Linked DNA regions of Homo sapiens: region 2 is linked to region 1. The links are chromatin loops, found by intact Hi-C in ENCODE. Cell type or tissue: mammary epithelial cell. All regions are shown on one strand. Links, peaks and the distances in the headings refer to the core of each region. The heading gives the core; the rest is flanking DNA.

Evidence for each region. Hi-C counts contacts between places; a loop is a spot of excess contacts. Peaks named below come from ENCODE experiments on the same cell type or tissue, not always from the same donor. Only the 100,000 strongest peaks of a DNase experiment are listed, where the experiment ranks them.
Region 2: it touches region 1 in a loop (15-fold over the local background); 1 of 110 quality-filtered maps calls a loop at or near these places.

Annotation. Positions count from the first base shown.
Region 1 is chr6:129,722,957-129,739,844 of GRCh38, reverse strand. No RefSeq gene overlaps it. Among named protein-coding and RNA genes, the nearest start is that of ARHGAP18, 21 kb to the right of the region's middle. In mammary epithelial cell, for the core only: a CTCF peak has its summit at 9,135 (motif pointing right); no DNase peak of the experiment used is centred there; H3K27ac peaks cover 491 bases.
Region 2 is chr6:129,973,598-129,990,485 of GRCh38, reverse strand. No RefSeq gene overlaps it. Among named protein-coding and RNA genes, the nearest start is that of L3MBTL3, 37 kb to the left of the region's middle. In mammary epithelial cell, for the core only: a CTCF peak has its summit at 8,690 (motif pointing right); no DNase peak of the experiment used is centred there.

The sequences.
Region 1 (16,888 bases), core at 5,612-13,611:
GGAATATAAGAGGAATAGATTACTATTTGTATTTGGAGAAGGTAACAATCCTATTCCTTAAGAAAATGATTGTATCATTAACTAAAATAGCAGAGTTGGTAGAAAACAACACTTAAATAGGAGAAAGACTAGGAATTTATTTTTATTATAAACTAAAGAATAATAAATGGCAAGAATGAGGAAGGGGGAAGAAAATACTGAATGAGAATGGAATAAACAGGAGCTAGCAAACTAGAGGTGAGAACACCATTAGAGAACTTTATAAAAGGTTGATTTGGCCAAATACAGTAGCTCATGCCTATTATCCCAACACTTTGGGAGGCTGAGGCAGGAGGATCGCTTGAGCCCAGGAGTTTGAAACCAGCCTGGGCAACATAGGGACTCTCTGTCTTTACTTGGGAGGCTGAGGTGGGAGGATCCCTTGAGCCCAGGAGGTCAAGGCTGCAGTGAGCTGTGATTATGTTCCTGTCCATCAGCCTGGGCAACAGAGCAAGACCCTGTCTCAGAAAGAAAAAAAAAATTAAAACCTAAACTTAAAAAACCTAAAAGGTTTATCTCTGATTTGACAACCTGAAGCAGAAGTTGTTAGTCTATTGTCCATGAACATGAACCTCTTAACAGATAAAACTGAGGGTGCCTGTGAACATGGACAGAAACAAAATTGCATATTTATTTTCACTGTCTCAAATTGAATATTTCTTTAAGAATATAGGCTGTAAAGGCCAGGCACGATGGGTCACGCCTGTATTCCTGGCACTTTCAGAGTCTGAAGCAGGTAGATTGCTTTATCCCAGGAGTTGAAGACCAGCCTGGGCAACATGGCAAAACCTCGTCTTTACGAAAAATACGAAAATTAGTTATGATAGCATGTGCCTATAGTTCCTGCTACTCAGGAGGTTGAGGTGGGAGGATCAATCAAGCTGAGGAGGTGGAGGCTGCAGTGAGTTGTTGATCATGCCACTGCACTTCAGGCTGGCCTAGAGAGTGAGACCCTGTCCAAAAAAAAAGAAAAAAAGAATGTAGGCCATAAACCATAGTAGTATTAGCAGAAATCTGTTACTTTGTCACCAGTGGAGATCACAGATATTTTCATATCACAGAGCAGTTGTTGCAAATATCTTAAAGCTATTTGTGCTTATAACTAATTTGAAATTATAGAGGTCATGAGAACTACCATTTGATCTTGTTATTGAATGTAACAGTAAAGAAACTCATGTGTTACAATATCACAATTATTTTTAACATATTGATAACAGATGAAGTTAACTCCTTTGAAATGGTTATCTTGATTATTTTATGCATTTAAAAACTTAGTGTCTACCAATTTCCCCAGACTGACAAAGGGGGTTCAGGGTATAAAGTTTGAGAATCCTTGACCCAGAAACATTTGTGGGGATCCAGAGGCCATGATACCTTCAGAGTCTGAGTCACTGTATCTAAATTACACTCATGGAAGGCTGAAGTAAAGACCAGAATGTCAGTTCATTAATTTGCAATAAGAAATAACTGCCACATAAAATTTATGGAACTACAAGGAGAAATAAATCTTTAACCATAGTGAGGGATTTTTAACGTACTACTCTGAGGAACTAATAGAATAAGCAAGGTAAAGCAAACCCCCAAAGATGTGGAAAATTTGAACAGCATGATTAGTTTGATTTGAACATCACTTAGCAAATGTGACTTGATGAGCACATAGAACTTGACAACTGAGCATATACCTTCTTTTCAGCATATGTAAAACATTTATTAAAATAGGCTATATACTGGGTCAAAAAAAGTCTGAACAAACTTCAAAGGATTGAAATCCTACAGAATATCTTGGAGATCAAATTTCAAATAAGCTACAAATCAATAAATGGAGACTTAGAGAAAACCCACATGATTGGAAATAAAGACATAACTGGCATCCAGTAGCCTTTGAATCGAATCTAGAATTATAAAATATTTTGATATTTTCAGCACATAATATTGATTAATATTTGTAAGATGAATTAGCCAAGCCTAAGCCCCGTTTAGAAGGAAATGTATGACTGTATGTTAGAAGAAAGTCTAAATATCAGTGAGCTGAGCATATGATAGGAGAAAGTAAAAAGACCAGCAAATTTAGTTAAAAATAGAGGGGAAAAAAGAAATGACATGAAAAAATATAATAAAGGACAATCATATATTCTAAAAGCAAATTCTTTAAAAGAACAAATAACCTTTTGGTGAAACTAAGATTAAGAAAAAGGGAAGTCACAAATACTAATCTCAAAGAAGAAAACATGACATCCCTATAAATCTTAGACATTAGGTAAGGGGATATCATGAAAACTTCATACTGATATGTTTGAAAATTTAGTTGAAATTAATGAATTCCTAGTAAATATAAACTAACAAAACTGATGTAAGAAAAAATAGAACGCTGGAATCATCCCGTAACTATTAAATAAGTTGAGTTCATAATTAAAACCTTTACTTAGGAACACCCTTGGCCCAAATGCCCGCATTGATGAATTCTACAAAACACTAAAAAATGAGTGTTTTTCAAACTCTTTGAAATAGTAGAAAAAGAGGGAATGCTCAGCATTTTTAAAGGAAACCAGAATAATCTTGATATCAAACACTGAGAAGGTTATTACAAGAAATTGAGAATTCCTTACTTTTTTGGTAGAATTGCCACTTAAGCACATGTCATAGTTTTCTCTTGCAGCTATGACAAATCACAACAAACTTTATGACTTAAAACAATATGAATGTATTATCTTACAATTCTATAAGTTAGAAATCCATGCAAGTCTCACTAGGCTAAAATCAATGTGTCAGGAGGGCTGCATTTTTTTCTGGAAGCTCTAGGGGAGAATTCTTGCCCTTTCTAGCTTCTGGAAGCTGCCAGCATTCATTAGCTGTGAAAACTCTTCCTCTATCTAAAAAGCCAACAGCAGCCTAGTCCTTATTACATTGCATCGTTCTGGCCTCCTCTTCTTCCTCCTTCCACTTTTCAAGGCTCTTCTGATTACCTTGGACCACTTGGCTAATCTGGGGCACTCCAGATTTCATGGTCAGCTAATTGGCAACCTTAACATCCCTTTGTTGTAGAATATAATGTATTCACAGGTTCTAAGGATTAGGATCTGGACATTTTTTGAGGGGGGGTGAGCACTGTTCTTTGTATCACAGCATACATTCCTCTCTTATTTATGAAGCTAGATGCAAAAGTCACTAACAAAATACATTCCAACTCTGGTAACATATGAAAAAATAATATGTAACAACCAAATTGGGCTTAATCTAGAAATATAACATTGGTTTAACATTAAAAAAATATAACTTAGCACATTAACAGAACAAATGAAAAAACTTGATTGTCTAAATAGATGCATGTAGTGTTTGATAAAATTAACTCTATTTGTGATTTTAAGTTTTTCCACCCAACAGGTTGAATCCGTATTAGTCAGGGTTCTCTAGAGGAACAGAACTAATAGAATATATACATATATACAATCAAATTGACACTCAGTATTAACCATTGCATTGGCTAAAATTCAAAAGACTGACAATGCCAAGTGTTGACAGTGGTATGGAAGAGCAGGACCTCTCCTGTGCTGCTGAGATAATATATAGGTCCAATCCCTTTGGAGAACTGTTTGGCATTATCTGCTAAAGTTGCAGATATGCAGACCTTATGACATGGCAGTTCAACTCCTGCGTATGTACTCAGTTGAAATGTGTTCACAAGTGAACCAAGAGACATACAAGAGTATTCATAGCACATTATCTGTATGGATAAAAACTGCAGGGCTGGGCATGGTGGCTCATACCTGTAATCCCAGCACTTTGGGAGGTCATGGTGGGTGAATCTCCTCAGGTCAGGAATTTGAGACCAGCCTGGACAACATGGTGAAACCCCGTCTCTACTAAAAATACAAAAATTAGCTGGGCATGGTGGTGGGTGCCTATAATCCCAGATACTCAGGAGGCTGAGGCAAGAGAATCATTTGAACTCAGGAGGCAGAGGTTGCAGTGAGCTGAGATCACACCTTTGCACTCCAGCCTGGGCAACAAGAGTGAAACTCCGTCGCAAAAAAAAAAAGTAATAATAATAAACAACAAACCACAAACAGCCCTAGCTTCTGCAGTAGAGTAGATAAATTGTGTTCTATCCGTAGAGCACTATGAAGCAATGAGAATGAATAAACTCCAGTTATCTGAATAGTCTGAACAGTATGGATGGATCTTATGAGCGTAATTAGAAGCAAAAGAAAGCCAGGCAGTAGAGAATACATATTGTATCTTTACATTTACAGAAAACTTAACAGATAAAACATGAGTTTCAGTTTTACGGGTGTGTGCGTAGGTGGCAACTCTACAAAAAAAAAAGGCAAAGAATTGGTTAGCATGTTAAGTTCAGATAGTAGGGGTAGACATAGAAAAGCAAGTGGAGTGGGCATGCAAGGTTTCTGGGCCTGAGTATCTTATTTCTTAATTCGGGACGTGTTTACTTGAATTTGCATTGTGATAAATCACAGAGCTGTATTTCTGTTTCGTACATGTTTCTTGTATTATATTTGACTTGTCAAGGACAGGAGTATTCGGGTGGGCATGGCCAATTCATCCTCTGTCAAGTAAGTTAGAAGCCATTTTATTGATACATTATCAGGGACCAGTGACACAGAAAGGTGAAATTCCTTTTTTTTTTTTTTTTTTTTTTGAAATGGAGTCGCGCTTTGTCGCCCAGGCTGCAGTGCAATGGTGTGATCTCGGCTCACTGCAATCTCCACCTCCTGGGCTCCAGCAATTCTCCTGCCTCAGCCTCCCGAGTAGCTGGGATTACAGGCGTGCACCACCACGCCCAGCTAATTTTTGTATTTTTAATACAGACGGGGTTTCGCCATGTTGGCCAGGCTGGTCTTGAACTCCTGACCTCAGGTGATCTGTCTGCCTCGGCCTCCCAAAGTGCTGGGATTATAGGCGTGAGCCACTGCGCCTGGCCTGAAATTCTTGAGTTTGGCTGGTTTGCATAGTACTATGTCTACTTTTGGGCAGAACATGCGAAGCCATGTTATGAGAAAAAAACAAGTTTGTAAGCAAAAACAAGGGTTGCCAGATAGAATAGACTTGGGATATTTCTCTCAATAATGAGGTCTAGTCAGTGTCCATGTCAAGCTGGTAAGGTCCTTGGCCTCTCATTTGGAGAGATGCCGCCATTTCCCATGCATGTATCTGCTTTTCCTGTCTTGGCTATGCTTCTTTTCAGATCCACATGATCTTTCATTGGATATGTTAACCCAGTGGGATTATAAACCAGTCCTACTGGCATGGTCCTGCTGGCTTGATAGTTGGTCTGCTCTTCAGGTTACATTGGATGAGATACTGAGGACTGCTCATTGCTGACATTTCATAAAGTTCTTTTAGGGACACCTTTCTGTAATTTCCACAGGCTGGCAAGATGTGCATTCAGAGTTGAGATGTTGAAGGGATGCCCAGCAGAGATATCCAGCAGGTAGCCAGAAATGCAAGACCTAGCATTAAATGGAGAGAAATTGAGAACAGAAATCAAGACTGCAAATCATCCCCATAGAAGTAATAAGTTAATTTTTAGAGTAGAATGGCTAGACGATATGGATTTTCTCTCAATATCTTAAATTTTATTTACCGTAGCCTTAGTTTGAAAGAAAAATAATTAAATTCATCTAAAACATTTATATTTTAGAATGGATTATTCTGACAAATATGTCAACATGTTTTTTTGGTAGATTATAGATGTTTTAAAACACTTTTCATTAGCACTGCAAAATTACATTTTAACTGCCTCAAATTACTAAAATCATTTTAGCATTTAAGATATTCAGAATTTAATTTTTTTGAAAGTCACTGCCTCAAAGATAGGAAAATAATTAGAAGGTGCACAGAATATAATTTTAGAATTTTATTTTGTAAAATTTGAATTCAGGGTAAATTTTTGGTTCTACTATACCATTATTAGGAAATATATGAAAATACCGCTAAAATGTAAATGTATTTAACATTGAAAGAGTTTGGGACTTATATTTTTATTGATTCTCTTATTCTGTATGTTTCTCTGTTCCATTTTATTCTATAGAAGTGCCAGAAAAATCCATGTGTTATAGACAATCAGTTTCTGTATAAGCCCATTTCTTCTGATTCTGCCATCTGGAGCAACAAAATTCATTCATTTCCTATTCAATACATTTTCAAATATTTGGAGTTATAGAATCTAAGTAATAAAAATCTTTAATGATCATCCAAACTGCTGCTTTGTAGATGAGGGGACAGCAATGTATTGAGATGATAATTTACCTAAAGTCATATTCCCAGGTGGTGGCAGCAGTGGTACTAGAACCTGTCTATCAACACGGTCTCTACAATACAGGCTGGGCAATTGTTTCTTACATTGCAGCCATACAGCAGATTGAATGAGATGCTAGGCTTTTACATAAGGCAGACCTGCCGGTAGGTTTTACCTTCCCCATTTGTGAACTCATGATCTTGGATGAGAGTGAGTATTTCTAATCCTCAGTTCTTCATCTGTAAATTGCAATAATACTTACCTTATGTGGTTGTTGTAAGGATTAAATGAGATAATACATGTAAATTGCATAGCACCATGTCTGGTATATAAAACACATTCAGTAAATGTTTGCTATTATTATTTCCGAATGGTTTTTTCCTTCTCAAAGGCAAGCATTCCTGTTTCTTTCCACTTTTTCTCATATATATTTTGAGAATTTCATACCATTCTGATTATCCTCTCTAGATACATATTTTTCTTGAAATGTTACACTAAAGCTCAAATTCAGTTTATTTAGCTCAGGGGCAGAGCAGGATATAAGTATCTTCAAGCTATTGGCAATGATTATAAAGTATTTTATAACAATGAATATTATAATTATTATAAAATTCTCTGTGGAATCTCCTACATTTTCCATCCTACTTTTTTCCTTTCTCTACTTGCATTTTTTCCCCTTCCTCCAATAGCCCTCATAAAGGAAAACACGTACACATTATATGGTGGAAAAAAATTTTTAAACTATAGTGCAATACAAGCTTTAGTGTCCTATGAAATTGAATACATGTAATCAAGGTAGAAACACTCATCAAATTCCTTTAGGTCTACTCACTGGTGATCATCAGTTTGTGATTTTCTGTCCTTAATTCTGGACCGGTTAAATTCCTGATCTATCTCATTAAACACTGCCTTCGGTGTCAATATTTTGATTGGTGGTAAATGCTAGTTATAACTATATTCCCCAATTATCGTGGTCTTAGACAAAGTGAAAAATGATTGTTAAATGATAATTATTCCTCCTAAAACTTCCAAGTAAAATTTCATCTGAGGATATGATTTTGTGTGGGTGTTACTTTCAGAGTAGTGGTGTTTGGAGTGGATTGTAATTTTATTCTCTTTCCAATTGACGCTAGAACATAAAGCTGACATTTGAATTTGCCCCAGAAGTTGATGATCATTCTAATTTGATAAACCATATAAATGGAAGTTCACATGCTTCCTCCAAGTACAGGGGTTATCTGTGATGTCTAATTAATCACTTCTCACTAACAGAATTGTTTCTTCGTGCCAGGCCTCTCTGTGGAGTAGAGCTGGCCTCCAAGATAACAGAGGGTTCTCAGCCTGATGGGCTGGGTCTGGAGGTAACTCCCAACCTCCAGCAGCCTTGCTGGAATAAGCACATTCCACCATCATTACTACTGCAGATTCTGTTCCCAACAACCTGACCCTGAACTTCCTTAGCATGTCCTTAGCATGTGTATGTTCTTTCTGCTTGTTGTGTCATTATTCTTATTTTCAGAAGCAACATGATAGTAATAATAGATAACTGGACTGACAAATCGTTGGAGAATTAGTTCCACTTGTGGCCTTGCTGGCTTCTAAACTGTACAACATATGATAAATCACTTGATCTTTCTGTTCCTAGTCTTCCTCTGCGAAACCAAGGCGATCATGATTCTCTGAGAGGCCACGTAAACTATTTTTTAAAGATATGAATTGTGAAACAAAGTGCCTCAAAGTGCCTAGATTTGAACACTGGTTCCATAGCTTAAGAGATCTGTGTGATCTCAGGCAAGTTGCTTACCCTCCTATCTATGGAAGAGAGATTAAAGATACCAGTTATCTCTTACCATTGTGTGAAGATTAAGTTAATATATTAAAGTGCTTAGAACAGTGTCCGGCACAAAGTTATCACTCAAACACTAGCCGTTGTTTTTTCAGTGGTAAAGGCTCTCAAAGACAAAAGGAGATGGTAGATAAGAGTGAGAGAGGGGCTCTGAGCACCTCTAGCACGAAAGCCTTCCTTTATATTTGCCTGGCCAACAAGATGGTGAGCTCTTGGTGGCCAGGCGCTGGGCCATGTGTGTGCTACACAGCACCAGTACCCAGGGACCCCCAGGAGATGGGTGAGCAGATGAGTCTTTCCTAAATGGACCAAAGAAAAATACCCAACACTCCTTATTTTCTTTTTTTTGTTTTTGTTTTTGCTAAAGGACTGAAGGTTTGTAATTATTCAAGTCTTTTTTCTCATCCCCTTATGTTGCTTCTGTTGATGACTTTCACAGTCTTCTCGTTCTACCTTTGACTAATTGTTGCTGGCTCTCCCTGCTAATGTTTTGAGGTATTTATCTGGCCTGCCTCTGCTTCCCTGTGAAATATCAGGAAGGCTTTGTGACTCTACAGTGAATTATAGCTCTGCTTCTTAGCCTCAGCTCACCAATATTTTCTGGATAGCATGAGATTACTAGGGCATCCCATGGTAGGGTGGAATCATGGAATCATGGAATGAGGATATGCTGATGATGAAGAAAAGTTGTCTAGGTGAGACCTAGTTTCGGATTGTTGCTGCTTTTTGTTTGTGTGATGTGAAGGCAGTTGCTTGTTTTTCCTTCTTCAAAATGGTGGTATGTCACATGGTTTGGAACTGATTAAATGTAATAATATAGTAATCTGAAGCACCTAGCATAGCACCTGACATACAATAGACACATTAAATATTAGTTCCCTTCCTTTTAGAAGACAACCTGGTAGAAGTGAGCGCTGGCTTTGCTAATGATATGAATTTCATTTGTTTGCATTTATCCTTCTGAGTTACCAAGCAGTTTTTGCTGCGGAAGGAAGGTTGTGTCTTTTAGCCAGCAGGTGGCAATCAAATTAAAGCTAAAAGTTCACCTCATTATAACAGGTAAAAACGTTGCCTTTTTTCATATTAATACTTGATGGAAGTGGCAGGTGAATGACAGACATTTGGCACTGAAGTGGAGTCACCCCTGACGAAGGCATTTTTAACACGAGGCCCTAGATACGGAAGATTAGTTTTCCTAAAGCTGCTTTTGATTTCAGTACCTGCGTATCATTGTCATACACCTTCTTAGAGGTTTGTCAGAGGAATCATCTAGATTTATGCAACACTGTGTTTAAAATAATGAATCTATTCACTTGATTTGGCAGTTTAAAAAAGCAGAGTAAAAAGTGAAGTCATCAGTTGATAAAATAGAATTGTTAGAATAATACTATTTCATATTCGGTCTGGTTTTACGTGAATTTTTGTTGTTGTCTCACTGAATTTGTGTGTGATTTTTAAACAAAGAACACCCTTTGACTGAAAGGTATAAGCAGGGAAGAACTCTGTAAACTCCATTTTTGAGTCTTAAGGTTTTTTGTTTGTTTGTTTTTGAGATGGAGTCTTGCTCTGTCACCAGGCTGGAGTGCAGTGGCGCAATCTCGGCTCACTGCAACCTCCGCCTCCTGTGTTTAAGCGATTCTCCTGCCTGAGCCTTTCAAGTAGCTGGGATTACAAGCACGCACCACCAGGCCCAGCTAATTTTTGTATTTTTAGTAGAGACGGGGTTTCACCATGTTAGTCAGGATGGTCTCGATCGATCTCTTGACCTCGTGATCCGCCTGACTCGGCCTCCCAAAGTGTTGGGATTACAGGCGTGAGCCACTGCGCCCGGCCAGTTTTTAATCTATAAAGTGAGGATAATGTCATTTTCCTCTCTTTTTGCAAGGATTAAAATAGATGATAAATGAAAAGCACTTAGTATGGTGCGTGGCACACAGTAAGCAATCATAATAAATGATACCATTTGGATAACTTATATTATTATCAAAGAATCACTGAAGATGGAAGGGAGCTGAGAGCTCATATGGTCTAATCAGCCCTTTCATTGTTTAGGACATGGAGACAGAGAAAAGTTAACTTGCACAGAGCTAATTAGTATCCATATCAGTTCTGGAACCCAAAATTCCTGAAGCTGCTGGTCTTTTTCACACTGCTACCCCTGAATTATTAGTTCTGGCTGGAGGTGGATGGTATGAAGGCATGGCTGTCAGGGACTAGAGTGACCCTCTTTTTATGGACGGTAGGCAAGGCAGTGGGAAGACCACGTACTATGATGACTGCATTTAGATGAGGTGTCGTGACTGATCCGCTGTCACATGATATATGCTGCTGACATCCTTTGAGATAAAGTCAACTCTAAACAGTAAAGATAAACTCCTAATACTAGCTTCCTTTTCCAAAGCCAAGTCTCTACTAGGCTGCCTCTGTCTTAACGGGAAGACCATACACATTAGCCGTTGTACTTCATGAAGTTCAGCATCATGTGATGATCAGGAATGACTAATCATCAGCACCACTGTGCGATTTTCAGGGTAAAAAAAAGTTACTAGCATTCACTTGCTAAAGCTGCTACCCTGTAGCTTTCTTTCTTTCTTTTTTTTTTTTTTTTTTTTTTTGAGATGGAGTCTCGCTCTGTCGCCCAGGCTGGAGTGCAGTGGTGCGATCTCGGCTCACTGCAAGCTCTGCCTCCCGGGTTCACGCCGTTCTCCTGCCTCAGCCTCCTAAGTAGCTGGGACTACAGGCGCCCGCCACCATGTCTGGCTAATTTTTTTTGTATTTTTAGTAGAGACGAGATTTCACCATGTTAGCCAGGATGGTCTCCATCTCCTCACCTCGTGATCTGCCCGCCTCGGCCTCCCAAAGTGCTGGGATTACAGGCGTGAGCCGCTGTGCCTAGCCCCCTGTAGCTTTCTCAATGATTTGCAATTTCCTATAGAAGGCCGCTCAAGGAGTAGGAGGCCAGGGGAGCAAACATTTTTCCCCCATTTGTTTTGCTGCTTAGTACTCTTGACTGTCCAGTATCTCCAGAGGTCAGGAGTTTTGGGACACTGTTCTTTGAATCAGTTGGCGACTGTCATCATCATACCTATATGACCTGCCCATGTACAAAGTGTGGTCCATCACACTGCCAGTGAAATTTGCGCCATAGATATATACCATAGACCCATCATGTGGGAGCTTAAAGGTGTGCGGGGGTCCCCAGGAGCAGCACAACCCCTCATTTTACAAATCAGAAAATTCAGCGCGATGTCACTGGCCCATCACATCTTGAAGGACCACAGTGGTTTTTGCCTTTCTTTTTTTATGCCAGTAGTTACACCTGGTAAAGATAATACTTCGGTTGTCCCAGTTCTAGTTGAAAATGTTCAACACCCAACAGAAACATAGTTGGTGGTAGTTCAAAGCTACAAGCAAAAGGCTTATGTTCTCCATGCACGTGTGTATATTCTGGGACAAATTAGTCCCTTCCTTTCTGGGATTTCTTTTCCCATTTCAGGGATCTCCTTGACTCGCGTCTTTGTTACATTGATAAGGGCTTGAATTTACCACATTTCCTGGGACCAGTACCTTGGGGGAGCGATTAAAATAAAATCTGAGGCCCAAGGGGATATTTCAAGTATAAGGAGAAGAGAGATTTGGGTGGGTGGCATATAATTGCCTTCTCAGAGATGCTCAACTCATACCAAATAGATGGCTGCTCTGACCCCTAGAAACCTGAAGAAAAGATCCTGATTACAGGTCTGTTTCTAGACCAGATACATGCAGCAAGAATGTACAAGGGATGTTTCCGGCCCTGGAATAATTTCAAGGAGCTAAGTTAATAATGTCTCCAGTGTCTAGGATTTATAAAGCAAAGATCTTCTAAAATTAGATACTTGTAATTTATAATTAGGCTAAATTATGGTTGTTGATTAGTGATTAAAGTAGTGGTTTAATGCTGTGCTGTAGAGAATCAAGGACTTCATATTCTTCTCTTGGTGCAATTTTATCATGTATTCTGAAGCTCAATAAGATAAAGACAGGTTGTGACTATTGAGAAATCAGTCATTGCTAATCTGACAGTGGTTCTGGTTTCTTTAGGAGAGGGGAGGTAAAAGCATAGAGTGAAAATGATTATTTTTCCTTGCAATTTCAGAATTTATAGTTGATGTTACTTTTCCTTCACAGGTGATATAGGGTTGTATTAATAACTGATTCAGTGCAACAGCTTATTCTTACCACAGACTTCCAGCATTTATTAACCAGATAACTATTCTAGCAAGGATTTAAAGCTACCTTATTTCTTGATTTTGCTGTTCTCAGGATTGACACTGACCCATCCACCTCCTTTGTGGGGATGCAGAGCTCTCGAGGCATTTACTCGTGTCCTTGGGCAGATCAGTGGCTTTTACTTTGGCACTTCGGCATATTTGCTCAACAAATGCTAATGAATGACTGTGTGCCAGATGGCATATTGAGAGTAGGGAAATGGATGGAACTTCCTGCCCTCAGGAAACAGAATCCTATGGAGTCTGTGTGCATATGTGTATGTGTGTGCACAGCAGAGGAAAGGGGGTTATCGGAAGTATAAATAACTTCAGTATAGCACAATAGTAGAATAAAGAGTGAGACACATTCCATGTCAACATGTTATAGGTGTCATACCTTGAAGTGTTTTTCATACTTCAGGTAATTGGGCCTTTCTAGAGAGTGTCTAAGGGAGATCTAAATTAATAACCAGTTCTTTCCCATGAGAAATGAAGGCTGTCACTTTTTTAAAATGTTAGGCTATTGTATGTGTTTTAGCAGTGCATGTTTAACTAAAAATAGCTAAAAGAACAGCCTCATACCCCTCTTATGGTGAGACAGAGTACAGAGAGTACTCTGAAAGTAAGCAAGCTGGCAAGTGCTTTGCTACTTAGTGGACTCCAGTCCAGGGGGATTTAGTTATTGGGACCAAATGTTATTTCAACTTAAGAGTGGGTCACCTTTGGAACAATCCTTTGTTATGGACCTGGAATTCATTATAATGAATTCCAATGAATCTATGGACACTTATATGAATACAATATAGATCCATGATATTTCCTTGGTCAAACGTAAACAAACAAAGGTGTCTTGTTTGTTAGTTGAAAGACTAGCATTTGAAATACTGTAGCTCTAGCTGCTAAGTTGTTCTCTAAGGTTTCATTAATGACAACCAACACAACACAAATCTGCCTGAGCCTGGAACGTCTAACTATACCATAATACCCCTTTTTGAACAGATGTCATGAGCAGCATGTTTTAGTAAAAAGTCAGATGATTGATTTAGAGTCAAGAGACCTGGGTTCAAATCTAAGCACTGTTGGCTTTATCTCTGGCAAATTGTTTAATCTCTCTGACTAATCTTTCAGTTTCCTCATTTGTCAAACAGAGGCAATGGGGTAGAAACTATTTCAGAAAACAGAAATGAAAAATAGTACAGAATAGCATATAATTGACATTTTAATAAATGCATATTGTTTTCAGCTCAAGGATTTAAAAATCTGAGCCCACTAGCTTTTTGCAAGTTCATTATTCCATCTTATTCATCAATATATTACCATCACTGTGAGTATCACAGTGCCTTTCACTAGTAGGTACATGCCAAAAGTATTTGCTGAATGAATAAACTGCGTAGACAAGGAACACATTCTCATAGAACAATAAACAAATGAATTGGCAATATTTATGCCATGGGTGATATTTTAGAGCTAATTTGGCAACCCTCATGTTAATCCAGGAAATAGAGAGTTAAGAGACAATCCACAACTATCAAAAGATAGTTAGGGATTTTCTTCTTTTATTAATTAACTTGAAGTGTGCTGAATCAATTAACGTGACAAGTAAGTGGCTTTGATATTCGGAAATGAATGACTGTGTTTCTAACACATGTCTTTCAGGCTACAATAAATTCATTGATTGGTGCAAAACAGAAACTTAAAGGATGTAAACTGAGTCATTGCCAAGTGATCCAGGGCATAGCAGGTGGTCTCTGGGGTTTGTTTAGGTCTTCAGGTGTACTCCTAGAAGACAGAAACTCATCCCAGCAGGACTGTTTCAGTGAAAATGCTAAGGTGCAGGTCAGCCAAGGGACAATCCCAGAGTCTTTCCAGGAGCCCAAAAACCAAGCCAAGGAACGTGACGGGTACAGGTGGTGATGTGCAAAGTCTGGAGGAATCCAGGCCTGGGCAGGTTCCAATAACCCATGTCCCATTACAAAGACTTCTGTGCCAGTCGGAAAGGTGACAAACCTTCCTAAAGGTGACAAAGGATAAACAGATGAATCCAGGGTAGGGGCTTTCATAATAAAATTGATGCTTTGCATTTGACGTCAGTTACTTGTGTGTAACAAAGATGATGAGGTGGTAAGTGACTGCCTGCAACTAACTTGACCTTTGTGTTTGCCATGAAAAAATTGACAGCTTGTTCTGTCCCTGGGATAAATAACTACTCCATGCTTTGTGTACCCTCTTATCTTTGCAGTCTTCTATCGTCATATCCAGAGCTATTTTTTGGTATATCTGCTGTCCTTGAAGGTTGAGACAATGCTACACACAGAGTAGGTATACAATGTTGACTGAATAAATGGCTCTATCTCTATCCTTTATTAAAGATTTGAAAGACCTGGTAAGCCTTAAAAGAACCAAGTTTGTAACTTTATGAAATTTAAAAATTGGTTCTACTTGGGCACTCTGTTTCTGTCTCCCATTGATTCTAAGATTATATTTGTTTCATTCACATTTAAACTTCTCTGAAATTGCAGTGCAACCTTACAGTTGGTTCATAATATTATTGGCAGTGGTTTTTTTTTTTTTTCTTTACAAGCTGTTGGCAAAATAATGAATGGTGGGTCTAACAAGTGATTGATTTCTTAGATTTGGTAAACTAATAATAACAAAACTAAGCTCATCTTATATGGTGCTTTATATATAGGAAAGAATAATGGGAAAAGCATGAATTTTTGAATCAAAGAGATTTTATTCTGAATCCTAGCTCTGCTTTTTTTCTTTTTTTAATCTAAGCAATTTGAGCAAAGAGCTTGTCCTGCTGTTAATCTTTGAGTTGCACTGTTCTCGTCTATATGATGGGAATAAAGCATTCCATATTAGGCTTCGGCACTATGCAGACATTCAATGAACAAAATTCAATGAAAGCCTGTTCTTCTGTACCCCCTCAACAAGCTTATTTGTACCTTAGAACAGCCCTGGTAGGTAGGAACATGCATTTCCATTTTATGGATTCAGAAACAGAAGTTTAGTGGCATGAGTGAGTTAAGAGAGAGACCTCCTCAGAGCCTTTGTTTTTTCCAATATTTCCTAGAGTTCCATTAGGCCTCTCACAGGTATCTATTGACATAGGTGAGAGCTTAGCTACTCTTATGTTGAATAAATCTCCTTGGGCAGCCAATGTAGCAGTTTTACAGAATAACTTAATAAACAATGTCATACACTACATCCTTTTTGGAAAGGATTTTACCTCTTGCCCTCATCCTGTAAACAAGGATGGGCCTCTATTTAAAGAAGAGGAAAAGGAAGAGGGGGGAAGGATATTATTCACCTGGCCTAGCATTTTTTGAGCAGATGTTTTCCTCCTTTCATTGTTCACAGAAAATTGGTTTGAGGTCATATAAAGCAAATGTTCAAAAAAACTGTGATCCATAAATCAATTCATACTATTCTTTTGCTTGGATAGAGCAAAACTATGAGGATGGATTGAAAATTAAAGATCAATACTAAAACCTCAGACCATAGTGTCAACCCAAAAGCAAAGCAAGTTATCAGTATTATATTGTTATAGAGCAATAGACAGTACGTATTAGACCTTCAGGCCTTAAACATCCAGGGTGGAATCACTGGTAATTTCCTGTGGAAATTGCTTTTATATTTTCATGGTCTACCTGGAAAATCTTCAATTATGACCTTTTTTAGCTTTAGCATTTTTTTTCTGTTTAGTAATCACATTTTATTTAGGTTGCAAATGGATCAAGTAACAAAGAAATAAACTTATTTCAGTAATATCAAATGTCCAGGCCAGGCACGGTGGCTCACGCCTGTAATCCCAGCACTTTGGGAGGCCGAGGCGGGCGGATCACGAGGTCAGGAGTTCGAGACCAGCCTGACTAACGTAGTGAAACCCTGTCTCTACTAAAAATACAAAACTTAGCCGGGCATGGTGGCACATGTCTGTAATCCCAGCTATTCAGGAGGCTGAGGTAGGAGAATCGCTTGAACCCAGGAGGCAGAGATTGCAGTGAGCTGAGATTGTGCCACTGCACTGCAGCCTGGGTGACAGAGTGAGACTCCGTCTCAGAAAAAAAAAAAAAAAAACAAAAAAAAAGTCCTCAAACCTAAATGAAGATGATATGGATGCCTGTTCCTGGAAGTTGCAGTTAGACTTCCAAGTGAGCCTGGCCTCCTTCCAGCCTCTACCAAAGGCTGGCTATACCATCTTGGGCAACCAAGTCACTGACACACCTTGAAGTATCATCATCCCTCTGTTGTCAAATGGGGGATTAAGAGAGAAAAAATATCTTAAAGAGCTCAGCGAGTGTCTAAAACTTGATGCTTAGTAAGTTCACCTTTCTGATCTATCTTCTCCACCCTCCTTTGCTCTGCCCTTAAACCCTGTATCCTTAATGAAAAACTTCCCTGAAGTTTTGAAGTTTAAAGCACCTATGTGGGCTCCCAGTGTAGAAATTAAGCATCCCTGGGAAATGGGTAAATGCAGCACTCGTGAATAAGGCAGAC
Region 2 (16,888 bases), core at 5,499-13,498, 250 kb before region 1:
ACTTTCCACTTCTCTTTACCATACACACCCCTCCTCTGAGGACCTCTGTTTTACAGGTTGGTAAAATCTTGTGATCTATATTACCAAATTGCCTTTTGTAGGGCAGGGGATGTACACATTTATGCTTTCACCAGCCATGGAGAAAGAGGCCTGATACACCCCACCATCACCAATACTGGGTATTACAGTTTTTAAACCTTCAGCAATTTAATGGAAATTTTTTTTTCTCATTGTTTACTTATACATGATTTTACATTTTAGAAAGGTTGACAATTTTTTCATCTTCATCTCATTTCTTGGAGAAAATAGAAGCCATCAAACAGGACCCTATTTATCAAAACACACTGATATAATAGATACCACCTCTATGACACTTGGTATGTGTTGGACATGGTTTAAGTGCTCTTATAAATATTAACTCATTTAAAAATTCACATGACAAATCTATAACATAGGTGATACTTTCCCTGCATTTTATAGGTGAAGAACTTGAAGTCTAGAAAGAGCATAACTTGACCACACTTACAATAAATGGAAGAAGTTGGATTCCAGCCTGGTTCCAGCTCCTAAACTCTCTGACATGCTACCTCTTCTTTCTTTCTCCATCCTTAGCAACTTAGCTTCATCATGTCCCCTCCACTGCTTTTAGGCCCTTTCAAATGTCAAAGGCCAATCCTTCCGTTCTGCTTTGAGAGCCAGTGCTCCTGCCTTCTAAGAGTCCTCTCCATCCATTCTCTTCCTCTCTCTTGCTCATCTTCAACATCCCTTCAGTCCTAATATCACTCACCTTAAACAAAAAATAAAAATGAAACAATCACAGTAAAAAGGAAACAACAACAAGAACAAACCTGTCAAACCTATATTTCCTTCCCTCTACCACAGATTTCCTCTGTATGATTATCTGCACAGTCTCTAGGCTTTCACCCTCCATTCCTACTCAATCCACTCCAACCTTGTCTCTGCTTCAACCAGCACACTAAACTGCATTTGCCAAGTGCATCAATGACGTTAGTTTTTTTCAAATCCAAGGGATTTTAAAAATTTAATTAGATACACTGGACCATTCCCTTTTTTTGATATACTTGATAGACTACACACTTAGGATTTTTATTTTATGCTCTGTGTAGCAATCTCAGTGTTGTTAGCTCCTCTTCCTATGCCTAACCTCTAAATCTTAATTTTCATGAAAACTTAGACCTTTTGTCTCTTTCCTTCTCACTGTACTCACTCTCTCAAGTTGACCATATTCAGTCTCATGGTTTTAAAAACTATTGTCTAACAGGTGATGCCTCCCTAATTTATTTTACGTGCCAGTTCCACTGGGATGTGTCTCAGGCATCTCAAACTTAACCTACCAAAACTGAATTCTTTATTTTCCTACCAAATCAGAAATATTCTTTCCTACCCCCTACACCTAATAAATTCCATGATGTCAGGGGTGAAGTTTGTGTTGATGTCTAGAACCTAGCATAGTTACTTATATAATACATAGGTGATGCCAATCAATGAGTTTAATGAGTGAATGAATGAATTGAAATTTTTTGTTTGAGATAATTTGGAACTCTCTTTATAGATCTACATTATAGATCTATAAAGAATTATCTTTATAGATCTGCATTATTAACCAATTATAGACTTACAGATCTGTAATTGGTTAACAATGCACATTCAAAATTAGTGAAAGAAAGAATATATATAGTGAATGACTGAAAATTAGGAAGGGACTTTAGACATTTTTTAGTATATAAGGTTTTAGAATTGAAAGGAATCGTAGTTCAGATGTCTTGTTTTATAGATACAAAAATTATTGTTTGTTAACTTGCTTGTCCAATATGACATTAGTCTTGTTAGAGCTGGCATAGAACCTAGAGTCTTGTTACAAGATAGTATATTGTGTATAGATTTATTATACTTAATTTGTGTGTATATGTCTGTATATTTGTGTGTATGTATGTGTATATATATGTGTGTGTGTATATATATATATTCATACAATGAATTCATACAATGATTATCTGTATCACTAACTGAAAACATCTTAGTTATTTCCTACCTACTCCCCAACAGTATCCCCAGAGCCCAAAGAAGTACCTGACACATAATGGATGGTCAATAAATATTGTTGACTGAGTGACCTGCAGACTTTTAAATCTTAGTAACAACTGAAATAAACCCTAAGCTTGTTTCTTTATAAATGTAGTCACCTATTTTCTAAACAGCAATAACAGTGGAACCCAAGATGTATGGTATGAGAAGTATGAATGAGATTACACGGTCGATAAGACATTTGGAATTGAGCTTGTGTTTTAGAATCTGGGGTCTGTAGTTCTTCTAAAAAGAGGACCAACTACTTCTTCCAAATTTTCTTTCTCTGTCAGGTATTTTATAAACCTTGTCTCATTTCATCCTGGCAGCGCAGCTATTAATAGATAGGTGTTATAATCATTTTACATATAAGGAGACAAACTCAAAAGAATAAATAATTTTCCCAGAGTTGTCTAACAGGTAAATATCATAGATGCAGTTTAAATACAAATCTGAAGCCACAGCATAGGCGATTTCACCTCTGATAGGCTGTCTTCTCCCAGACTGAGAAAAACTGTTATTTTTCACTTATTAGACTACTAAGTTCAAATTAATTTTAGGTGGGATGGGGGAGGAAGAGAGGAATTATGCCTGTTTCTTTTTTTCGTCTAAAAGAAACCCCAACAAGATAAAAAAAAAAAAAAAAAAAACAAAACTTAAGAGTTTGTGAGAACCAAACTCTAACTCAAGCTTGTCTACTCTGCACCCCATGGGCCGTGTGGAGCTCAGTAAGGCTTTGCATATGACCCAACACAAATTTGTAAACTTTCTTAAAACGTTATGCGATTTTTTTTTTAGCTCATCAGCTATTGTTAGTGTTAGTGTATTTTATGTGTGACCCAAGACAATTCTTCTTCCAGTATTGGCCCAGGGAAGCCAAAAGATTAGACACCCCAGCTCTGACTTATTTTTTCATGTTTAAATCAATTTTGCTGAGGATGATTTACATAAAAAATGCATCCATCTGAAGTTTATAGTTTAATGAGTTTTGACAAATATACAAACCTGTGTAGTCATCACCCCAATTAAGAAATACAACATTTCTGTCACACAAAAGTTCCATCACCTCTTCCTGGCTCCAGGCAACCACTGATATGCTTTCTGTCATTTTAAATTAGTTTTGCCTATTCTAAAATTCCATATAAATGCGACCGTATGGCATTTTTTGGTGCGTGTTTGGCTTTTTTATTTACTCAGCATAATGTTTTGAGAATCATATAACCGAAAATATCAGGAGTTCACTCCTTTTGATTACTTGGTAGTATTATAGTTAACGAACATGCTATATATGTTTTTATCCATTCACCTATTTTCAAACATTTGGGTTAGCTCAAGGTTCAGGGTAATATGAATAAAGCTGCTGTGATCATTCATGTGTAATCTTTGTGTAGGCATTTGATTTCATTCCTTGTATTTAAATATCTAGGGGTAGAACTGATAGATCATATAGTAGCTATATATTTAATTTTACAAAAAATTGTCAAACCATTTTTCAGAATGGTTATATCTTTGTGTGTGTGTGTGTGTGTGTGTGTGTGTGTGTGTGTGTGTGTGTGTGTGTGTGTGTTTGAGTTGGAGTTTAGCTCTTGTTGCCCAGGCTGGAGTGCAGCGATATGATCTTGGCTCACTGCAACCTCCGCCTCCTGGGTTCAAGCGATTCTCCGGCCTCAGCCTCCCGTGTAGCTGGGATTAAGATGCCCACCACCATGCCCAGCTAATTTTTGTATTTTTAGTAGAGATGGGGTTTCACCATGTTGGTCAGGCTGGTCTCGAACTCCTGACCTCAGGTGATCCGCCCGCCTCGGCCTCCCAAATTGCTGGGATTACAGGCATGAGCCACCGTGCCCAGTTGGTTGTATCATTTTTACAAGAGTGTTCCAGTTGCTGTATATCTTTCTCAGTGTTTGGTACTGAGACATTCTTGATCACTTTAGACATTCTAGTGTATGGATTTGTAATCGTACTGCATTGTAGTCTCAATTTGCATTTCCCTAGTGACTAATGATGGTGAGCATTTTTATTTGTTTATTTGCCATCTGTATATCTTTATTGCTAAGTAGTCTTACACTGCATGAAGATACCATGAGTTTTGTATGTTGATATATTTTGAAGTTCTGTTATTAGGTACACACCATTTACTTCTTCCCAACCAGTTGTCCCTTTTATCATTAGGAAATATCTTTCTTTATTTCTGGTAATAAACTTTGTCTTAAAGACTACTTACTTGCGGTCAATATTAGCATCTTGGTCTTCTTTTACTTATTCTTTGAACAGTATACTGTTTTCATCTATTTGCTTTTATACTAACTATGTTTTTATACTTAAAATGTATCCCTTATAGGCAGCATATTTGAGGGGACTTCAAAAAGTTCATGGGAAAATGGAAGTAAAAGATAGAAATATAAACTTTATTTCTCAATATAAGCTCCATCAGGTTCAAGACTTTTCTAAGTAATGATACCAGCTATTTAGTCCATTCTTACAGAACTGAGAGTTCTGGGAATGTAACCGTATCAGTGCAGTATTTTTTACATTATTAACTGGAAAAAAATGGGTTTCTTTTACAGATCTTTTTTTAGTTTAGGATACAAAAAGAAATCAGAAAGAGCCCATTGGGACTGTATGGTGGATACTTAATGATTTCCCATAGAAATCTTTTCAAAATTGGCCTTGCTTGAGAGAGGAATGAGCAGAAGTATTGCTGTGGTGAAGAACTCTCTGGTCAAGACTTTCTGAGTGTTTTTCTGCTAAAGTTTTGGCTAACTTTCTCAAAGCACTCTCTTAATAAGCAGTTGTTACCATTCTTTGGCCCTCCAGAAAGCCAACAAGCAAAATGCCTTGAGCATCTCCCCAAAACTATTGCCATGACCTTTACTCTTCACTGGCTCACTTTTGCTTTGACTGGACCATGTCCACCTCTTGGTAGCCATTGCTCTGATTGTACCTTGTCTTTTGTCTGATTGTGCTCTGATTGTGGCTTGATCATACTGGTCAAGCCACATTTCATCTCCTATTACAATTCTTCAAAGAAATGCTTCAAGATCTTGGTCCTACTTGTTTAAAATTTTCATTGAAAGCTCTGCTCTTGTCTGTAACTGGTCTGGGCACATTGGTTTTGGCACCCACAGAGTGGAAAGTTTTCTCAAATTCAATTTTTCAGTCAGAATTGTGTAAGCTGAACCAATTGCAATGTCTACGGTGTTGGCTATTGCTTGTGCTGTTAATTGTTGGTTTGCTTCAATTAGGGCATGAACAAGATGAATTTTTTCCTTGCAAATTGATGTGAATGGTCTGCCACTGAGGGCTTCATCTTTGATATCGTCATGTCCTTTCTTAAAATGAGTTATTCATTTGTAAACTGTTGATTTCTTTGGGGCATTGTCCTCATAAACTCTTCATAAAGCATTAGTGGTTTCACCATTCTTCTACCCAAGCTTCACCATAAAGTTGATGTTTAATCTTGCTTCAGTTTTACAGAATTCATGTTGCTCTGTTAGGAGCTCTTTTCAAATGGATGCCTTATCCTTCTTAGTACCTCAAACTAGATCTTGTTCAGATTTTATAACAAATTAGTGATTTTACTTTGGTATATAAACATTTTGAAATTTATGCATAGCTTTTTGATAATACACATTTCACATGAATTTTTTAAAACCCTTGTAATTGAGGCTGTTTTGTCCAATTTGACAATTTCTTTTCATTGGGATCTTTAGGCCACAATTAACATTTAATACAATTATTGATATGATTGAATTTAGTAACCAGTTTATTACTTGTTTTCTGTTTTTCCATCCTCTTTTTTGTTCCTCTCTTATCTCTTTCCTACCTAATTTTGGATTATAGTATTTCAATATTTATTAGTATTTGATTTTAATGTATCTACTATAGACTTTTAAGATGTAGTTTGTATTTTTTTAGTGGTTGATCTAGGGATTTATATACATACATACACACATACATACACACGCATACTCTTAATGTATACTATTCTTTACACTTTAAATTAATATTGTACTAGCTACTTCATGTACATTATAAAAATCTTTCAACAGTATAGATTGCTTTCCTTCCTCCTGCCATCCTTTATTTTGTAGATGTCACATATATTATATCTATATACATTGAAAACAACATGTGACAATATTGTAATTTTCACTTTAAAAAGTTAAATATATTTTAAAACACCCAAGAGGAAAAAATAGATATTTATGTTCGTTCAGATATTTATCATTTCTGATGCTTACTATTTGATCCTGAAATCCCAATTTCCCTGTAGTATCATTTGCTTCAAACTAGAAGGCAATTTCCTTTAGCATGTTTTACAATGCAGGGCTGTTGGCAACAAATTCTTTTAGTTTTCCTTTATATGAAAGTCTTTATCTTGTTTTAAATCTTAAAGTATATTTTGTCTGGCTATAGAATTCTGGGTTGATGTTTTTTTTTCTTTCAGCACTTTAAAGATACTGCTCCATGTCATCTGGCCTCCATGGTTTCTGATGATAAATTTGCAGTCATTAAAATCATTGTTACTCTGTGTGAATGTGCCATTTTAAAAATGACTACTTTCAAGATCTTAAAAAATCTTTGGTCATTTAGCAGTTTGATTATAATGGGTCTAGGCATAGTTTTCTTTGAATTTATCCTATCTGGAGTTCTTTGAGCTTCTTAAATCTGCTAATTTATGTCTTTCAGAAAATTCAGGACTTTAAAAATCATTATTGCTTTAATTTTTTTCTGTTTCCATCTTTTTCATACTTCTTGGAAATACTTTGTAATTACATGGACATAGACCTTTTGATATTTTCCCATACGTCCCTGAGGTTCCAGCTTTTTTATTTTTTTCCTCTCCATCCTTCAGATAGGAATATTTCTATTGATTTAGTTTAAAGTTCACTAACTTTTTTTTTTTTTAAATGCAGAATCTTGCTCTGTTGCCCAGGCTGGAGTGCAGTGGTGTGGTCTTGGCTCACTGCAACCTCCGCCTCCCAGGTTCAAGCAATTCTCTGTCTCAGCCTCCAGAGTAGCTGGGATTACAGGTGCCCACCACCACGCCCAGCTAATTTTTGTATTTTTAGTAGAGATGGGGTTTCACCATCTTGGCCAGGCTGGTCTTGAATTCCTGACCTCGTGATCCACCCGCCTCAGCCTTCCAAAGTGCTGGGATTACAGGCATAAGCCACCACGCCTGGCCTTCACCAACTTTTTTTCTCTGCCATCTATATTCTGCTATTGAGCCCATCCAGTGAAATTCTTATTTCTGTTATTGTATGTTATAATTCTAAAACTTTTTATTTATTTTTATATAATATGTTTTCTGATGAGATTTCCTTTCCTTTATTCATTTCAGGTATGTTTATCTTTACCTCAATGAAAGTTATAATAGCTACTGTAAAGTCCTTGTCTAAAAACTCCACTATCTTAATAATCTCAGAATTAGCATCTGTTGATTGTCTTTTCTTCTTAGAATTGGTCATATTTTTCCAGCGCTTTTTATGACAAGCAATTTTGGATTGAATCCTGGACACTGGCATTCTTTTGATATATAGATTTTGGGTTCTGTTATAATCATCCAGAAAATATTGATATTTTTGTTGTAGTAGGCAATTAGCCTAGGCAGGTGCAGATGAAAACCTCTTCTTGCCTTCTTTGAGTGGTGGTCCAAATCTCAATTTATTTCTTTGAGCTTTCGCTATTTTGAGTCTGTTCCATGCATATGTGGTTCTGGGATTGGCAGAGTTTGTGTTCATCTACAGAAGTAGGTGGAAAATTTCTGTTGATCTAGCTTAACGTTCACTAACTTTTTAGCTTAAAGTTCACTCTTTTTAGGAAAGAGGGCAAGAAGAGGTTATCATCTCTTCATCATTATGTTATCATTCTGTTCATCAACAGAAGTAGGTGATGAACACAAACTCTGCCAATCGCTAGAACCACATACGCATGGAACAGACTCAAAATAGCAAAAGCTCAAAGAAATAGAGATTTGGACCACCACTCAAAGAAGGCAAGAAGAGGTTATCATCTGAACTTGCCTAGGTTAATTGACTACTAAAACAAAAATATCAATATTCTCTGGATGATTATAACAGAACCCCAAATCTACACATCATAAGAGTGTCAGTGTCCAGGATTCAATCCAAAATTGCTTGCCATAAGAAGCGCTGGAAAAATATGACCAAAATCACTGGAAAAACTAAAAAATATGAGTTAATTTTTGTATTATGGTATGAGATAAATATCTATTGCGTTTTAATTTTGCTTAGTTTTTAATTTCTAGAAACTCCATTTGGTCCTTTTTTGAATCTTCAGTATCACTTATTACACCTTTCTCTTCTCTACAGATATCTCAAGCTTGTTTTATTTCTTTAAACATAGTGAGCATTGTTGCTTTGTATTTCGTGTCTGATAATTTTAACATCTGACATCTTCGTGCATCTGTTTCTTTTGTTTGTTGTTTCTGTTGGGGTCACAGTTACAGAATTTCATTTCCTCACTTGCCTCTTTATTATATATTGTGTGTTGGACATGGGTTTGTGGAAATAATCTAAGACCTGTAATGAAGGTAGCTTCTTCCAGAGATGATTTACATTTTCTTCTGTCAGACACTTGGGGGCACTGCCCGACTAAGACTATATTAAAACAATTCAAGTAATTTGAACTTGGGCTTTAATTCTACTTCAGGATTTTGTTTTAACTTCTTTGTCACCCTCACCTTGGAAGTATAGCCCATTGGGGTTACCTAGCTTATTTCAGGGACTGCTCCTATCTTGAATGAGTTTAGGGTTTTGATTTTCTTTCCCCTCATCATGTGGGTTGTCAAACTAAGGTTCTACCTTTCATAGGCCAGAAAATGTTCTCTGGGTAAAAGCTCTTTTGTGTAAATGAAACTATCTGGGTTCTTATTTTCTTTCAGCTTGGGCCTATAATTGTTTTTCTCATTATCTTCTTTGCATTTAGGAAGATATTTTTTGCATTTTTCTTTAGGCTCTTTGGTTATTTCCATCAGGAGTTGATCTGAGTTGATCTGAATAGCCCAGTCTGCTTGGGCCTATAATTGTTTTTCTCATTATCTTCTTTGCATTTAGGAAGATATTTTTTGCATTTTTCTTTAGGCTCTTTGGTTATTTCCATCAGGATTTGATCTGAGTTGATCTGAATAGCCCAGTCTGCAACGCTATTTACAAGTTTGATTCCCCACCCTCTACCCCTACCAATGATTAACCACTTGCCTAAAAACATTTGTTGAAAAACATATGTCACATTTATGTTTTACCCAATAAATATATTGGTCTGTTTCTGACCTATTTTTCTGTTCCATTCATTTCTCATTATTCACTGTGATTAACGGTTAGACACCACCACAAGAAGGCTGACTATCCTCATTTCCTTTGTTGGCCTCTGTAACTAATAGCCTTGATTTTCAAATGGTGGCCTAGAACATGCTCATGCATTGCTCATCAGAATGTAAAATAGTACAAGCTTTATAGCAAAACATTCAGTTACATCTAAAAAAAACTATGCATTTATCCTTTAATGTAGAAATACAACTTCTAGGAATTTATCTTGAAGTTACACCATAAAAAATCAAAATTCATACATAAATATTATTTATTATAGCATCTATAGTTGCAAAATATAGAAACAAACTAAATGCCTAGGAAATTGGTTGAATAAACATTATATGTTTACACAACAGAGCATTGTGAAGCTGTAAAAAAGAGTGAAGAAGGTGCATATGAACCTATAAAGATTTCTAGGAAACCTAGTTAAATGAAAAATGTAAAGTGCAAAAGAGTTTGTATAATATACTGCCATTTGTGTAAGAAACAAGACTACACGTATGTATCTGCTGAATTTTGCAAAGAGAAACACAGAAAGAATAAACCATAAACTTATAAAATTGGTTTCCTTTAGAGGTTGGTGGGAACAGGGCAAACCATTTAGTATTTCAAATATTCGGAATGTAAAATTAAATATAAAAAGACAAGAAGTGAATCATTAACATAAGTAAACCAAATGTGAATTATTAAAACAATAAAATAATCACACAGAAATAATACGAGTAAATTTGAACACAGTACTCTGTATACTTTCAAGAGGATATAGTCTAAGGAAAAACAACTGTAAAGGATTCTTGAATTTACTCAATAACTAATTGTTGCTGCTAGTGGTAATAGTATGGTAAATCTAAAACTATATTGTTGGTATTTATAGGATAGAGAAAATGAGTAAATATCTTAATTTTATTGGAAACCAGGGTTCTTACTATAGGAGAACAGAGGTATAAAATATGACATTGGGAAAGGAGAGGAACACATAGTCCCAAGATATTTTTCCTCAGATTACTTATTAATTGCATAGGGGGAAATAATAACTTTATATGGAGAACCTGACTGACACCACTTTAATTAAGGGATCAAAGTCAACATCACCAATATTAGGACAAACTGACATCATGTGCTTATAATACAAGGCACTGAAAAGAACACAAGATCATTTCTGTAATATTTCTGCCAAAAATGCATGGCCTGCATCTAATAATAAGGAAACATCAGATATACTGAAATTGAAGAATAGCGTACAAAACAACTGCCTGTATCCTTCAGAAATACCAATGTCATGAAATGCAAAGAAACTGAGAAAGTTTTCCAGATTAAAGGAAACAAAAGAGCCATGATAAGTAAATGCAAATTCATAACCTATCATAGATCCTAGAAAAGGGGGAAATTGGGACAATTTAAGTATTGATTGTATATTACATATTGAAATGTATTATTATTTAATTTTCTCTACTTTATAAATGAACTGTACTGTGATCATAGAAGTTCTTAGGTTATGCACACTGAATATTTGGGGGTAAAAGGGCAATAATGTCTGCATCTTATTCTTAAGTGGTTCTAAAAATAATATATGTATGTATATATTCACATTATGTCTACATATACATATATACATGTATGAAGAGAGTGTATATGCTAAAGAAAGTATGAGACAATGTTCACAATTGGTGAATCAGAGGTTTCTAAAATGTAGGCCATAGGAATCTGAAAGAGTCTAACATAGTAATCAGATTTGGGCCTAGAATCTTTATGAAGAAAACACCTTACTGCTTCAAGGTACTTTGTGTGGCACAGTGTCCAGAGAGTGACCAGTTAAAGCCTAGAGGAGCCAGGCCTCTGCCTGGTATGGCAGAGCCCAGTGCAGATAATGCTTGAGGAGACTGGTTAAAGGGGGCTCAGGATCAGGAAACACCACATTAAAACTTCCAGGAGATACAATTTCAAACTCATCAAACAGGCAACCATTAAAGATCTTCTAATTCAAAGGACTGATGAAATGAAAACTCTCATACACTGCTGGTATAAAATAGTGAATTGGTATCATCATTTTGGAGGTTAATTTGGTTACATGTCAGTCTGAGTCCAAACGGGATACAGAAACCACACAGTTATTTTAACAGAGAAAGTTCAATAAAAAGAATGATTAATTCCAATAGAATATTACAGTAACAAGGGATCAGTAATAAGAAATGAACTCTAAACAATGCAGAAATAACAGATATAAGCAGTAGCCACTACCTTTGTGGCTTAGCTGGACGCCCATGGAAGAGCTCCCTCCCCTCAAGGCTGAGATCCCAACCATGTTGGAGAGGGCATGACATAGCTAACCAGATGGCAGATAATTGTGACGTCATACCAGTACAACTTGCTGAAAATCTTCCAGCGAATGAAGGCTGCTGAGGAAACCTATTCACAGGGATATATCTCACCAGAGGCACTTTGTGGCAAAACCACCTAAAGGGTGTTCCAGGGGCAGCTGCCGGCTGCTGTGCACTGCAGAAGCCTAATGCTGCAAAAGCTGCACATGATCCAGAAGTGAAATACTGGAGGAGCTGTGCCTGCTTCAGGAGCTTTGTGCTGGGGAAACTGTCACACTATAGGGCTTTCCAGGCTGACACACCAGCACCAGCAAGCAAAACCCTTTCCTTCTGCAGTGCTTCTCCATTGCCCTCAACTGCTATAGCTTCACATTCTACCAGCTGACAAAAGAAAAATATTTAAAGGGCCCAGATGCATTTTCATGGAGCTGGCAAAAAAGTACAAATTTAGATTTAAATTCTAATAAATAAACTGGCATACGTTATAGCTAGGAAGGTTTCAGATGTGTATACCATATTATTGCAAGACAATTTTCTACAAAGGAATTATCTCAATGCCTCCCGGATCTAGGAAGCAGAACTACTGGACACTGTCTTTTGGGCGCCCCCATGGGAGAAACTGGCATCATAAAACCTTAGGTCACTTTATCAAAGAGCCAAATTCCTGAGAGAGAATACATGATTGGCCTAGCTTGGGTCATATGCCTACACTTCGGTCAGGATATCGTAATTCATGGCCCCATTATGACTTCAGGAAATTGAAACCATGGTAGTCTCCCTCCACCATCTCCCCCAAAATGAAGGTGTATTTATGGGACAGTGAAATTGATTTTGGGCATAGGAAACTAACAGATTCTCTCTGGAGCAGGAGCTGGCAAACTAGTGCTTCTGGGCCAAATCTGGCTCAACATGTATTTTTGTGTGACTTGTGAGCTAAGAATGATTTCTACATTTTTATTTTCTTTTATTATTATTATTATTATTATTTGAGACAGAGTCTTTCTCTGTTGCTGAGGTTGGAGTGCAGTGGCATGATCTCAGCTCACTGTGACCTCCACTTCCTGGGTTCAAGCAATTTTCCTGCCTCAGCCTCCTGGGTAGCTGGGGTTACAGGCACCTGCCACCATGCCTGGCTAATTTTTGTATTTTCAGTAGAGATGGGGTTTCACCATATTGGCCAGGCGGCTCTTGAACTCCTGACCTCAAATGATCTGCCTGCCTCAGCCTCCCAAAATGCTGGGATTACAGGCATAAGCCACCCTGCCTGGCTGATTTTGACATTTTTAAATGATTGAGAAAAAAATGAAAGCAAAGTTATATTTTGTGACATGTAAAAAATCATATGAAATTCAAATTATAGTGTCCACAAATAAAAGTTTATTGAAGCATAGGTACACTTCTTTATTGTCTATGGCCTTGTGCTTTCATACTACAATGGCAGAGTAGTAGAGTTATGACAGAGACTGTGTGGTCCCTATGATGGTTAATATTAGGTGTCAACTTGATTGGATTGAAGGATGCTTGGATAGCAGGTAAATAATTGTTTCTGGGTGTATCTGCGAGAATGTTGCCAGAGGAGATTAACACTTGAGTGAGTGACTGGGAGAGGAAGACCCACCCTCAATCTGGATGGACACCATCCAATTGGCTGTCAGTACTGCTAGAACAATGCAGGTGGGAGAAGGTGGGATAAGCTGGCTTGCTGAGTCTTCTGGCTTTCATCTTTCTCCTATGCTTGATGCTTTCTGCCCTTCATCAGACTCCGGGTTCCTTGGCCTTTGGACTCTTGGATTTACACCAGTTGTTTTCTGGGGGTTCTCAGGCCTTTGACCACAGACTGAAGGCTGCACTATTGGCTTCCCTACTTTTGAGGTTTTGGGACTTGGACTGGCTTCCTTGCTTCTCAGCTTGTAGAAGGCCTATCCTGGGACTTCACCCTGTGATCGTGTGAGTCAATTCTCCTAAATAAACTCCCTTTCATATATACAACTATCTTACTAGTTCTGTCCCTCTAGAGAACCCTGACTAAAATATTTTAGATTTTAGTCCCCAAAATCTAAGATATTTACAATCTGGCCCTTTATAGCAGGGATCTCCAATGCCCAGACCACGGACTAGTACCTGTTGGGAACCCTGCCACACAGCAGGAGGTGAGTGGCGAGCAAGTGAGCGAGGCTGAGCTCAGCCTCCTGTCAGATAAGCGGTGGCATTAGATTCTCTTAGGAGCATGAACCCTGTTGTGAACTGTGCATGCGAGGGATCTAGGTTGGGCATACTCCTTATGAGAATCTAATAATAAATGAAGATTCTCATAAGGAGGATGAATCATCCCAAAACCATCCCCCGACAACTATCCATGCAAAAATTGTCTTCCATGAAATAGGTCCCTGGTGACAAAAAGGCTGGGCAGTGCTGCTTTATACATAAATGTCCATATTCCTCTCTCCCTGCTCTAGAGTCTTTCTATGCTAAGTGTAGCGTGCAGACCAGCAGGCAGGAGGCAGGGCCCCACTCCAGATCCACTGAATCTACACTTGCACTGGATTCCCAGGTGATTCATTTGCACAAGGAAGTTACGGAGGCACTGTTTTAGAGAAGGTAAGTCTGAATCCTGGGAGGAGCCCATTTTGTTACTCTTTGTTACTATTTTTGACCTGCCAATATGTGTGAGGCATTGTGATTTACTGCCATTGTTCATCCATCAGGTCCCTTCTATTTTCAAAGGTCACACATATGTTAAATCTACCTTAGACAATAGAGGTTTATTGTAAGAATATAAAGGAAGGAAGGAGGGAGAATAGGCAGGAAGGAAGAAAGGGATGGAAGAAGGGAGGGAGGAATGTCAAGATACTATGTCAGCTGGCCTCCCTCTTGAGGATCTGTTGGAGGCATTGATTTCAGTTGAAACTCCAGCAATAGCCCTAGTGGTCCCCAGAAGCTGTAGTGATTGAAAAGCCGCTGTAGATTGACATGAGCTGGGATTATAGGTGCCTGCCACCATGCCTGGCTAATTTTTGTATTTTTAGTAGAGATGGGGTAAAAAAATTTTGCATTTTTAGTAGAGACTAGCCATGTTGGCCAAGCTAGTCTCAAACTCCTGACCTCAGGTGATCCACCTGCCTCGGCCTCCCAAAGTGCTGGGAATACATGTGTGAGTCACCACACCCAGCCAATTTTTGTAATATTCTTTGTTGTTATTTTAAGATAGTTTATATGTCTTCACCAGATTAGATTTTATCTCAAGAAACCACTTTCTTTGTTCATCCATAAGAAGCAACTCCTCATCCTTGAAAGTTTTATCAGGTTGCAGCAATTCATTCACATCTTCAGGCCTTAATTCTAATTCTGGTTCTCTTTTTATTTCCACTACATCTGCAGTTACTTCCTCCACTGAAGTCTCGGCCCCTTCAAAGTCATCTATGAGCATTGGAATCAACTTCCAAACTCTTGTTAAGGTTGATATTTTGCCCTCTTTCTATAAATCAGAAACGTTCTTAATGGCATCTAGAATGGTGAATTCTTTCCAGAAGGTTTTTAATTTACTTTGCCCAGATCCATCAGAGGAATCACTATTTATACTATAGCTTTATGAAACTTATTTCTTAAATAATAAGACTTGGAAGTTGAAATTACTCCTTGATCCATTGGCTGAAAAATGAATTGTGTAAGCAGGCATAAAACAACATTTATCTCCTTGTACATCTCTGTCAGAGCTCTTGGGTGACCAGGTGCTATCAGTGAGCAGTAAGATTTTGAAAGAAATCTTTTTTTCTGAGCAGTGGTTCTCAATAATGGACTTTAAATATTCAGTAAACCATGCTGTCAACAGATGTGCTGTCATCCCAGCTTTGTTGTTTCATTAGTAGAGCATTGGCAGAGTAGATTTAGCATAATTATTAAAGGCCCTATGATTTTCAGAATGGTAAATGAACCTTGGCTTCAACTTAAAGTCCCAAGCTATATTAGCCCCTAACCAAAGAGTCAAACTGCTCTTTGAAGCTTTGAAACCAGGCACTGACTTCTCATCTCTAACTATGAAAGTCCTACAAGGCATCTTCTTTCAGTTTAAAGCTGTTTCATCCACATTCAAACAGTTTAGTGTAGCCACCTTCATCAATGATCTGAGCTAGATCTTCTGTAGAACTTGCTGCAGCTTCTACATCAGTACTTGCTGCTTCATCTTATACTTTTATGTGATAGAGATGGCTTCTTTCCTTAAACCTCATGATCCGACCTCTGCTAGCTTCCAATTTTTCTTTTGCAGCTTTCTCACACCTCTCAGCCTTCATAAAATAGAAGAGAATTTGGCCTTTGCTGTGGATTAGACTTTGGCTTAACGGAATGTTATGGCTGAGTTGATCTTCCATCCAGACTACTCAAACTTTCTCCACATCAGCAATAGGGATGTTTTGCTTTATTATTATTATTATTATTATTCATGTGTTCACTGGAGTAGCACTTTTAATTTCCTTCAAGAACTTTTTGTTTGCGTTTACTACTTAGCTGTTTGGTGCAAGAGGCCTCGCTTTCAGTCTGTCTTGGCTTTTGACATGCCTTCCTCACTAAGCTTAATCATTTTTAGCTTTTGATTTAAAGTGAGAGATGTATGACTCTTCCTTTTACTCAAATACATCAAAGCCATCGTAGGGCTATTAATTGGCCTAATGTCAATATTATTGTCTCTGAAGGAATAGAGAGGATTGAAGAGAGGGATAGAGACAGGGGAGCAGCTGGTCAGTGGAGCAGTCAAAACATGCATAACATTTATCAAGTTCATTGTCTTATACAGGGGTGGTTCATGGTTCCTGAAAACAATTACAATAGTAACATCAAAGATGACTGATCACAGATCATCATAACAGACATAATAAGAATGAAAAAGTTTGAAATACTAAGAGAATTACCAAAATGTAACACAGAGACACACAGCAAGCACAGGCTTTTGGAAAAAATGATGGCGACAGACTTGTTCAACACAGGGTTGCCACAAACCTTCAATTTGTAAAAAGTGAAGTATCTGTGAAGTACAATTAACGTAAAGCACAATATCTGTGAATAACAATAAAACCAGGTGTGCCTATAGTTAGAATAATTTGAAAATGCTAAGAGACCATCAAGTCTAAATCCATAAAGTTCTATCTTACCACA